Regions from separate parts of the Homo sapiens genome. Here region 2 is linked to region 1. Evidence: read pairs that join two places in POLR2A ChIA-PET (ENCODE). Cell type or tissue: CD4-positive, alpha-beta T cell. All regions are shown on one strand. Region 1 has its middle 30 kb from the start of LDLRAP1. Region 2 overlaps MAN1C1 (mannosidase alpha class 1C member 1).

Region 1 (5,000 bases):
AAGGAAACGGAGCAGCCATTTGACTAAGGTTTTTGAACTAGGAAATGACAAAGTGAGATTTTTGTTTGTTTGTTTGTTTGTTTTTGTAAGACAGGGTCTCATTCTGTGGCCGAGGCTGGAGTACAGTGGTGCAATCACAGCTCACTACAGCCTTGACTTTCCAGGCTCAAGTGATCTTCCCACCTCAGTCTCCTGAGTAGCTGGGACTACAGATGCATGCCACCATGCACAGCTGGTTTTTTTTTTTTTTTTTTTTTTAGTAGAGACAGGGTTTCTCCAGGTTGCTCATGCTGGTCTCAAATTTCCGGACTCTAGTGATTCACCTGCCTCAGCCTTCCAAAGTGCTTGGATTACAGGCATGAGCCCCTATGCCTGGGCAAAAGTGGGATTTGAACCCAGGTCCTTCTGACTTCTACCTCCATGCTCTTTCCACAGTGCTGGAGTCCTGGCTTTCCCAGGAGGCCCCCAGGTTTAGAGATCTGACTCTTCCTTGGGGCTGGCAAGGCCCAAACATCATACAGTCTTCCCACCCGGGTAGTGAGAGCCCTGGTCCAGCCTTGCGGCCCGAAGAAAGGGTCTCTGAGTTTAAAGCACTGCATTTGGGGACCGGGACGGTGAGTCGTCCCTACCTCAGCTGTTAGAGACCGCTGGGGAGGAGACCCTGAACCCAAGTATCCAAGAAGCACAGGCCAGTCCTACTGGGTCCTGGGTGCTGTCTGTTTCCATTCGTTCCAAGAACTACAGCTGAGCTGTGGAATGTCAAGTGAGCATGAAACAGACAATGACAGGCCAAAGTCAAAGACACCCCTCACTGCTGCCCACTACGGACAAGCAGGAACCCACAGACGCACAAGGAAACACACAGGCCTCTCACCCTTGACTCATGTACAGACCTTCAGGTCTACACGCTCCTGGCACATACAGGCCCACGGAGCCAACACAGGCTCACTCATGCACACCCAGAGAAATGATATAGCATGCCCAGAACACTCGCTGCATCAGCCTCTTGCTCGGCTGGCAGGGACCAAGAGACACCAGCCCTCCACATCACACGGGGATACACCAATCTCTGACTCAGGCTACTGCCAGAGGCCCACAGACACCCACAGGGCTCCCGACACACAGATTTGGGACCACCACCAAACCCAGGCAGCTGGCCATGCACACATCCTTTTCTTCAACAAATCTGGAAGCCCCCCGCTCAGACAACAGAGCAGGAGGACATGGGGTTGCCTTTTCAACCTTCCATCTGCCCGCTTGCAAGCCCGGAGGTTGCTCTCTCTTGGGCTTGACCCTGGATGACAGCCTCAGTATCCTAGAGCCTCAGTCTCTGCATTGCCCCTGGCTGTGCAGCCTTCGTGTCCTCGAGACCCCACACTGAGCCCTGCACAGCAGGTCTGAGCCTTGCCACCGCCCTGTGGTCCAGGCCTGCACCTGCTCTGAGCCCATTTCCCAGTCCACCTCCTTCCTCCCTCCTCTCCAGCCTCAGACTTCCTCCTGCCCTTGGCACATTCCAAACTGCAATCCTGGGGCTTTGCGCTTGCTCTTTGCCCTCTCAGGTGCCCTTTCTCTGGGGCCTCCCTACCTCCTCCAGCACTCTGTCCAACTCTGACCACCCCAGGTGCAGCAGCGCTGCCGGCCAGGCCACTCCCCTTCCCCCCACCGCCCTTTTTCCTTTGGAGTGCTTACACCACACCTATTTTTACGTATTTACAAATATTTATACATATTTGGGGGAGCGTCAGCTCCATGAGGATGGGGATTTCTGCTGTTTTGTTTGCTGCCATGTTCCAGACGCCTGGCATGCATCCTGGCATGTGGTGGGCACTCAATCACTGGGCATTGGATGAATGAGCCTGGCTCAGGGAGAGGCAGGAGCAGGCCCCGCCTGTGTGAAATAGCCCCGGGGTGCTGTCCTAGCTTTTCACATCTCGATCAGGTCAGTTCATGGCCTCACATGGCTGTCCTAAGGATTACGTAACGTGTGCAAAGCCTCGGCATAGCTCCCGACATAGGTGTGGCAGCCAGGTTTTCTCCGGGCTAACCTCCCTCAGCTCCTTTTACCCTCCCTGCCCCCCAACAGTGTTGGGGTGGTGGGGTGCCAGGGGGTCTGCTGCATCTCAGCACCATTTCCCTTCCCTTCCCTGTGCCCTCCTGAGCCGCAAGGGCTGATGCCTGCAAACCACCTCTTCCCAACTTCCCTTGCCAGCAGCTTCCGGCCAGCTCTGCCCCGGGATGCAGCCACCGGGACCTACAGGAGCAGCAGCCGCCAGATCCCTGAGCCCCTGCAGGGACCACCTGCACCCTCGCCCTGCCAGGGCTTTTGTGATCTGGTGCTCTTCACTAAATCCCTTCCTACTGGAAACAGCTAGACTGCAACGCTTTCCTCACTAGACAGTAGAGTTTGTTGAGTTTTTCCTGAGGGCATAATGTGGTGGTCTCAACGTGGCGGGGCCTGAGTGTGCACCTGGGTGCATCAGGGGAGCTGGTAAGACACAACTTGTCTCCTCCCCACCTTGGCTACCCTGGGTGGGCCTTACCCCTGGGGAGAAACTGGTCTTCCCCACCCCCATCTGACCTCCCCCCGCCCCGCAAAGCAGCCCCTGTTTGGACTGCACCTTTATCCTATTTAACAGGTGAGGAGACTGAGATACAGGCTACTAAGTTGTTTCTGCGGCTAAAAATCGGCCGTCTGGGATTGAAAGCCAGTCCTGACGGCTGTGGCCCCAGAGGCTGCACTCGGAACTGCAGCTCCATGCCCCCTCTTCTAGGTGTCTGGCCAGCAGCCTGAGCTGCAGATGAGACTTCAGCGTCCTTGAGGGGGACAGTGGAGAGACGGATGATGAGCTGGTGCTCATTACATGCTCAAGAATCCACCAAGGTCCTTTCTCCAGCCTCTTCTTACCAACATCACATCCAGTTCCCTGCAAGCACATGGGCCCCTTCTAGCAAGAGTGGGAGGGACTTCTCTCTCCTTTACTCCAGGTTGATGGAGGACTGGGCATGGAGTCGGTGGAAAATACAGCTCAGATCCCAGCTCTCTTAACTGCCTGTGAGTCCCGGGCAAGTCCTGTGCCCTCTGCAGGTCTCAACTCCCCATTATAAGCTCAGTGGGTGGGCTGGGGAACCATCAGGGGCTCTCCCAGCATTAACATTCTAGAATCTCACTTTGAAGACAGCATGAAAACCAAGATCTTGGTTGGGGCAGAGGGTGGACCACACAACATTTTACCAAACCAGGCTGGGCATGCCATGCCATCGGCTGTGTGTGACGGAGACCCAGAGTGCCTAAGCCCAGTGCACCCAGTGCACACTGGGGAGCTGTCACAGGAAGGGTCTGACAGCCGGCAAAGTGGACTCCCAGGCTGCAGGGACTCCAGCGCTGCCTGCTGAGCCAGGGCTGCCCTTTCTCACAGCTCTCATGGGAGCCAGGCTGTTCTCCCCTCCTGATGAACTGACTCACTGATGGCCACTCTGTGCCAGGTGCTAGGCTGGGCACTGAGGCCATGGGGCAAATCAGACAGGCATGTCCTCAGGGAGCTCCCAGGCTAGCACATGCAGTCGCCAACCATTCTACCCTTCCTTTGATGCCCAGCAGGAATATGCCCCTCTTCTAAGAGCCTGACCTGGCTTCCCCAGCTGCCATACCTCAGCTCTGACTTCCAATGTCCCGCTGGCCTACTGCAAGCCCAGCTCATGCCCGGGGACTTTCCAGGGCACCATGAACTATAACCCCTGGACTGCGAGGGGGTCAAGAGCAGCTGTGCCTCAGTCACCCTGAGACAGGCCGTGCTGGGGCTCAGCAGGTGCAGTCAGAATTGCTGTCTGGCAACAAGGATTCATGACACAGCCCACATCTGTCCTGGCCACAAACGCACCATCTGATCCAGTACCTCTGTGCTGGACACTTGGCTAAGGTTACTCTGGGCTGGGTTCAGAAGTTCCTAAGCAAGCAAGGTCATCCTGATTTGCCAATGTCCCAAGTGACCTGCAGAGGCAGGGCCACCCAGCACAGTGGGGAACACACTGGCTCTGAGTCCCAGGCCTGCCTCCTAATAGCTGTGTGAGGCTGGCTGATCATGTAACCGCCACAGGCCTTGGTATCATCATCTCTAAAATGGGCTAACAATACGTGCAAGCACAGGGGCCGTGCAGCAGCTTAAACTAGCTGGTACGTGTGGATGCTGCTGGTGTTCAAGATGTGCACCCTCCTTCCTGCCCTTCCGAGGCTGGCATTCACCTCCCAGAGGAAGGCTTCCTTCTCTGAGGGGCACCAATGCTCACTGTGGGCCCCACTGGCAGGCTGAGCAGTGCCACTGGGGACAAAGCAGGGTCTCAATGCAATGAGACATACCCCTGTGGAGTTCTAAACTAGGCATGTCCAGAGAAGTGGCCCCAAAGGGCAGCCACTGGGGAAGAGGTGGGATCTGCTCTGGTGTCTAGCTAGGAAGTCAGCCTCTGCCTGTGGAGACACCCACTGGCCAGCAGCTTCCAGTGTCTTCCGTGGTAGCTGGGGCTGCTGGCGAGGCAGAGCAGGGCACACCAGGTCGGTTGGGGTTTGCCTTGATCTGCACGGAGAGGCACTGTGCAGTGGAAATCCGGAGCGCTGGGGTCAGAGAGCAGGGTTCAAATCCCAGATCCCCGAGTGGATGTGAGACTTTGGTCAACTTGTTGATCCTCCTTCACCCTCAGCTGCCTCATCAGGAAAATGGGACTAGGACCACCTACCTGGTAGCATGTGAGGTTGCAAGGACTAGTATCACCAGTGTTAGGTGCAAAAGACCTAACAGGCCCAAGGGTTACTTTATTTTTATTTTTATTTTGAGAAGGAGTCTCATTCTGTCGCCCAGGCTGGAGTGTAGTGGCCCGATCTCGGCTCACTGCAAGCTCCACCTCCTGGGTTCATGCCATTCTCCTGCCTCAGCCTCCCAAGTAGCTGGGACTACAGGCGCCCGCCACCACGCCTGGCTAATTTTTTGTATTTTTAGTAGAGACGGGGT
Region 2 (5,000 bases), 49 kb before region 1:
GATCATCTATCAAGGCGGGCACTAATCAATATAGCAAAGTTTCTTCTGTAAAAGTTACCACTAAAACAGATGGACAATTGCCCTGGTTGTAGCCTTTAATTAAAGAAGATTCCAAGTTAAGAAATTCAGACCCCCTTGTGAGTAAGAACTGTTTTGACCACCTGCCTGCCAAGTGTGGGGAGCTCTCAATCAAATCTTAGGCAACAGCCTTCTAGGGGAGGAAACACCCGCAACTGAGTCCCCACACTGAGGCTGTGGTCTCTGTGGCTTCTATTCTCTTTGAGGGTGGAGACACCAAAGCAGGTCTGACTTAACAGCAATCTCAGTTGCATCAACTCTACATTTAGGACATCCAAAACCCTGCTGTCTGAGCTACTGACCAGCCCCCAGAGTGAAGGGGGAGTGAGGAGGAAGACGGAGGGGCCTAAGTTCCTTGAGTCCTTGGAATTCTTTGAGGAGTCTCCCGTTTGGCTTCTTACCATCATCTGCATGGCAATACAGAGCTAAGAACATTTGTTGTTTCTTTTCCCCAAATTATGCAAATGTTTATGCATAAAGGCCTTGCTTGGCCCAGGAATAGCAGAGAATCAAGAACCAGGGCTTATTGTTTGAATGATCCTGGTCTTTTTGGACTGCAGGTGCACAGAACCGGAAAGACAACAATCCTTGACTCATGACACTTGTCCCTGCTCCATGCATGGCCCCTATTTTCAAGAAATGTAATCATAAATCCATGAGCTCGCCTGAGGCAACTAGCCTACGTCCATCATTCCCTTGGGAAATCCTTCCCAATTTTGCCACTGAAAGCAACGCAGGGAGAGCCTAAAGCTCCCAACACTTCCTCTAACACAGATTCAACTTAGGATGCAAAAAGAGGTTTCTTCTCCAAGCCAGCGTCAGTATCCACAAGGCTGGGTGCTCACCTGGATTACCAAGCAGCTTCCCTACACAGGGGCTTTACAATCTGCAAGACTGATTTATTTTTTTCAATAAGAGAAAAGATGTAAGTCCCTTTGAGCAAAGTATGCCTGATATATATCACAATATTTATTTTTGGTGGAGTAATGGATCTGTCTTCTGGGAAAGCTAGAGAAAAAGCATTTCTTGAACTCGGATGTAAATCAGTCACTGTGAAAACCACAGGGGAATCTATATTCTTACCCCCCCCCACCACCACTAACTATACTGTGAAATAGGCAGCAGACTTTTAAAAATCATCCTTCTATTTGTTTCTAGCCCTGACACTAAAGACAGAGTTAAGAATATGGGGCCTAAGAAGCAATTGCTCCTGGAATGCCTAATTCCCTCAAATGGTACAACTAGAAATGAAAGCAGAGACACAACCAACGTGTGGGAGTTAAGTTGTATACCTGGTAGGGACAAGTGCTAAGCTTTACTCAACTGCACACTTGGTCCTACGGAAGGAGGAGGCGTATGGCTGGGCTGAGGATGTAAGGGTTTTCCAAGGGGCCTGTCCAGTTATTACAGGCCAGTCTCCACCTATGTTAAATGCATGGTAGAGCAGGACAAGAGGGAAACGGAAGAGACTGAAGGGCCAGGGAGAAGGGAAAGGATCTTGAATGGATTTACAACTCAAACAGAGCTCTTGGAAGGAAAGCTATTTAAATCTGAGCTGTTCCTAATATTAATTATCCTGAACATCTCACAGGCTCAGATTCACATGCTACAAAGCCTTTTAATTTTCCTACCTGTCCCTGGCACTAGTGACGATAAATCAGATATACAGAGAAAACAGAAAAAAATCACACATGACTAACGAACCAGCCCGTTAATGGGGAGCAAAGATCATTTGCCAAGATGACTTATTCAGACACTGTCACATATCATAACCAGCAATACCCTGGTGGTTGAACACAGCAGGCACAGAGGGCAAGAGCTGGGGTGCTCCCTCCCTGCCAAGTCACAGGCACCCTCCGATGCCTGCTCTCTAGGCATGAGAGATTTTACTCACGAGTGTCACCTCCACTCCCTCAAGTCAGATTTACCCTCAGAAAATTGCTGCAACTTCTAAAAGGCCTCTTGGGTCACTGAGCCGCTAAGCCCCTAAACCTGACTACAGCTCTTACTGTGAGGGTCCTTTGAATTCCAGGTACCCTAAGGGAGAAGACCCAGCCTTAGCCACTAGCAATCTTAACTGTTAGTTTATGGATCTTTAATGTAGCCATTCATTAAAGTAGGTGAGTTCCAACTAAATGTCAGACCCTATTCTAGGTGCTTGGGCAGATCCATAAACAAACAGTAAAGAGGTGGAAGAGAAGAGAGAAGGGTCCCCTAAATGCCAGCCTCTTGGTTTACCATGAAGACTGAGGCCCAGTAATAAACAGGAATTTCCAATCAGAGTTGATGGAACAGCTAGGACTTGACCCAGCTTGGATTCTTAACAGAACTGCAGCATACAGTGGTTTGTAAGAACACTGGGCCAACAGCACAGGGAAGGTGGGGAAATTCAATCCACATTCTCCTCACCCAGCCCTGCACTCTGGAGTGATGCTGGTGCTGCACCTAACCAGAGGAAGGAGCCCTTTCTGTGGTTTGTTTGAAAACACCATATGGGCAAGGGCAAGTCCCAACTCCAGTACCGCGTTCTCAGTGCCCCAGCCAGCCTAATTCCCTTTTATAAAAAGCCCCCTTCACTGGAAGGAACTGAGGTTCCCCAGAACAACAACCAAGCACTGGCCAGGCGCGGTGGCTCGTGCCTGTAATCTCAGCACTTTGGGAGGCTGAGGCAGGTGGATCACCTGAGGTCAGGAGATCGAGACCAGCCTGGCCAACACAGCAAAACCCCGTCTCTACTAAAAATACAAAAATTAGCCAGGTGTGGTGGGGCGCCTGGAATCCCAGTTACTTGGGAGGCTGAGTCATGAGAATCGCTTGAACCTGGAACCTGGGAGGCGGAGGCTGCAGTGAGCCAAGACCACGCCACTGCACTGCAGCCTCGACGACAGAGCAAGACTCCGTCTTAAAAAAAAAACAAACACAAACAAAAAAAACAACAACAACAAAAACACAACCAAGCATCATGGGTAGGACCCAGAGCAGTCTGAATTCTTCCACTGAGATATAACCCTGAAAAGCTGTACATTCCCATGTGTGAGACAAGTCTGTTTGAACTTGAATCCATAAGAAACCCGCCTATGAATGACATCCCCCATTTCCTATATTATCCTCAGATCTGAAAGGCAAGGCTACTACCAAGCCTTCACCCCTTTACATTCCAGCCAACACCTTTACTCTTCGTGATTCCAAGCTGAGGGTAATGGGAATAATTAACTTAACCAACTGCCTGAATATCTATTCTTGGATAGGTGCTAGACAGAGATACAGCAGTGAACATCACGACCCCATCAACACCACCACTACCACCACACCATTGTCCCTGATTTCCAGTACAAGATATCTCAAAACAGAGTTCGGAAAGCCCAACCGCTATGGAGTCCCTGACCAGACTGCCAGTTCACTTAGGGGCCAGGGCCAGAAGCAAGAGGGTCTATAACCAGCTTATTCTCCTCTCCCTCACCCCATTTTACAGGAAGGTCCAGGAAGGAGAGGTGGGTTGCCCAAAGTCAGACAGTTGAGAGTGTGCTGAAACTCCAACCCATGTTCTGTGGGTCTCCTCTCTCCACCACATTGCTTTTGCCAAGGTTCCAAAATTGGAAAGTGAGGAAAAACAGTTGGTTCTAGTGACAGAGTGTTTCCTGACATATGCATGCCCAGAACCTGCAGCCTCAACCATCTTAACAACACAGACCTGGTGACCATGTCCATCTCTCGGGATGCTCATGAATGCACAGTATTGATCTAGAGTCCAAGTGTCCAGTTTTCATTCATGCTCATTTATCACCTTCTCTCTCTCCTGATATTTACTTTCACTTTAAAATCTTATAAGAACAGGGCCTTTTTTTATCTGATGCCAGCTCCCCCTCTGTTCCTTGGATTTAATCAATCCATGTCTGGAAATAAACAAACCAGGGAGGAAAGCAACAGTCCCTTTTGTGAAAACAGGCACCTTTCTAAAATGATCTACCCCTGGGCATGACGCAGATAGAATTTAAATGTGAAGGAAATAAAGACATTCTCCAGCAACCATCATATGCGTTCTTCCTGGGGTGGGACAGCAGGAATGGTAACTGTTAACAACTAAACCAAAACCCACTCTACATCTTTCAGGTTGTCGTGAGAGCGTGGTCAGTGGCAGGAAGCCTGAAGAGACAATAGGTTTCAAAACAACAGAAACCAGCCCTCTCTTCTTCAAGATTAGTAAGAGAGGGCTAGCTGAACACCAACTCCAAGTATATGCAGCATGCCTCCAGCTAGTACCAGGGGTGCAAGGAGATACCAGCTAGAAAGATCCAGACATCTGGTCACCAACTTAGACCTTCTCCCATCATGTTATTTTATACCCACCTGCAAAGCACAGAATCCTCACCCCTCTTCCCACCCTCCAGCCACTCCAGCAAGCATCATCCCAGACTCTGCTGGCAAAATAAATTGTCTTACACAGAGAGGGAGAATCAAGTTCCCTACTAGCCAGCCCTTCCTTCCTGCCATGACTCTCCAGCCCCTGGCATTCGGAAATGGACCACCATCTAAATGCAAACACAGAGAGTATCTCTTCTGAGGAAGATGATAGTTAATTCTTAATCCTTTGGGGGATCAGTTTGAAAATCTGATGGCACCTCTGGATGCCCCATGAAAAACTGCATGCATGCAATTTATATGTAATTTCACTGGGGGTCACTGCCCTACTGGGAGGTCGAGAGGGGCAAAAAGAGCCACTGTGCTCAGAAGCAGCTTTGAGAAAGAGCTATGGGTGGTCCAAGTGAGTATTCAACAGCGTAGTTCCTTAACAAGAAAGGGAGAAATGAATGCCCCTTACTTAGCTACTGCAAGTTCCAGCTGTCACTCAACCTGAGATTTCAACAGGAATCTGGAAACTGAGAGCACACAAACATGCACACACACATACACACCAAGCACTC

Evidence for each region. ChIA-PET counts read pairs that join two places held together with the same protein. Peaks named below come from ENCODE experiments on the same cell type or tissue, not always from the same donor. Only the 100,000 strongest peaks of a DNase experiment are listed, where the experiment ranks them.
Region 2: POLR2A ChIA-PET joins it to region 1 with 6 read pairs; 7 of 35 experiments call an interaction of 5 or more read pairs at or near these places.

Annotation. Positions count from the first base shown.
Region 1 is chr1:25,570,682-25,575,681 of GRCh38, reverse strand. It overlaps a transcript of LDLRAP1 not described here. Among named protein-coding and RNA genes, the nearest start is that of LDLRAP1, 30 kb to the right of the region's middle. RefSeq lists an enhancer at 838-1,705. In CD4-positive, alpha-beta T cell, a CTCF peak has its summit at 2,747; a DNase peak (open chromatin) is centred at 2,731; H3K27ac peaks cover 357 bases.
Region 2 is chr1:25,619,624-25,624,623 of GRCh38, reverse strand. The region is part of intron 1 of MAN1C1 (mannosidase alpha class 1C member 1); the gene reads right to left. Among named protein-coding and RNA genes, the nearest start is that of MAN1C1, 5.3 kb to the right of the region's middle. RefSeq lists enhancers at 2,773-3,273, 4,142-4,191. In CD4-positive, alpha-beta T cell, CTCF peaks have their summits at 1,477, 1,693 and 1,906; DNase peaks (open chromatin) are centred at 253, 1,893, 2,563 and 4,163; H3K4me3 peaks cover 3,788 bases; H3K27ac peaks cover 1,368 bases.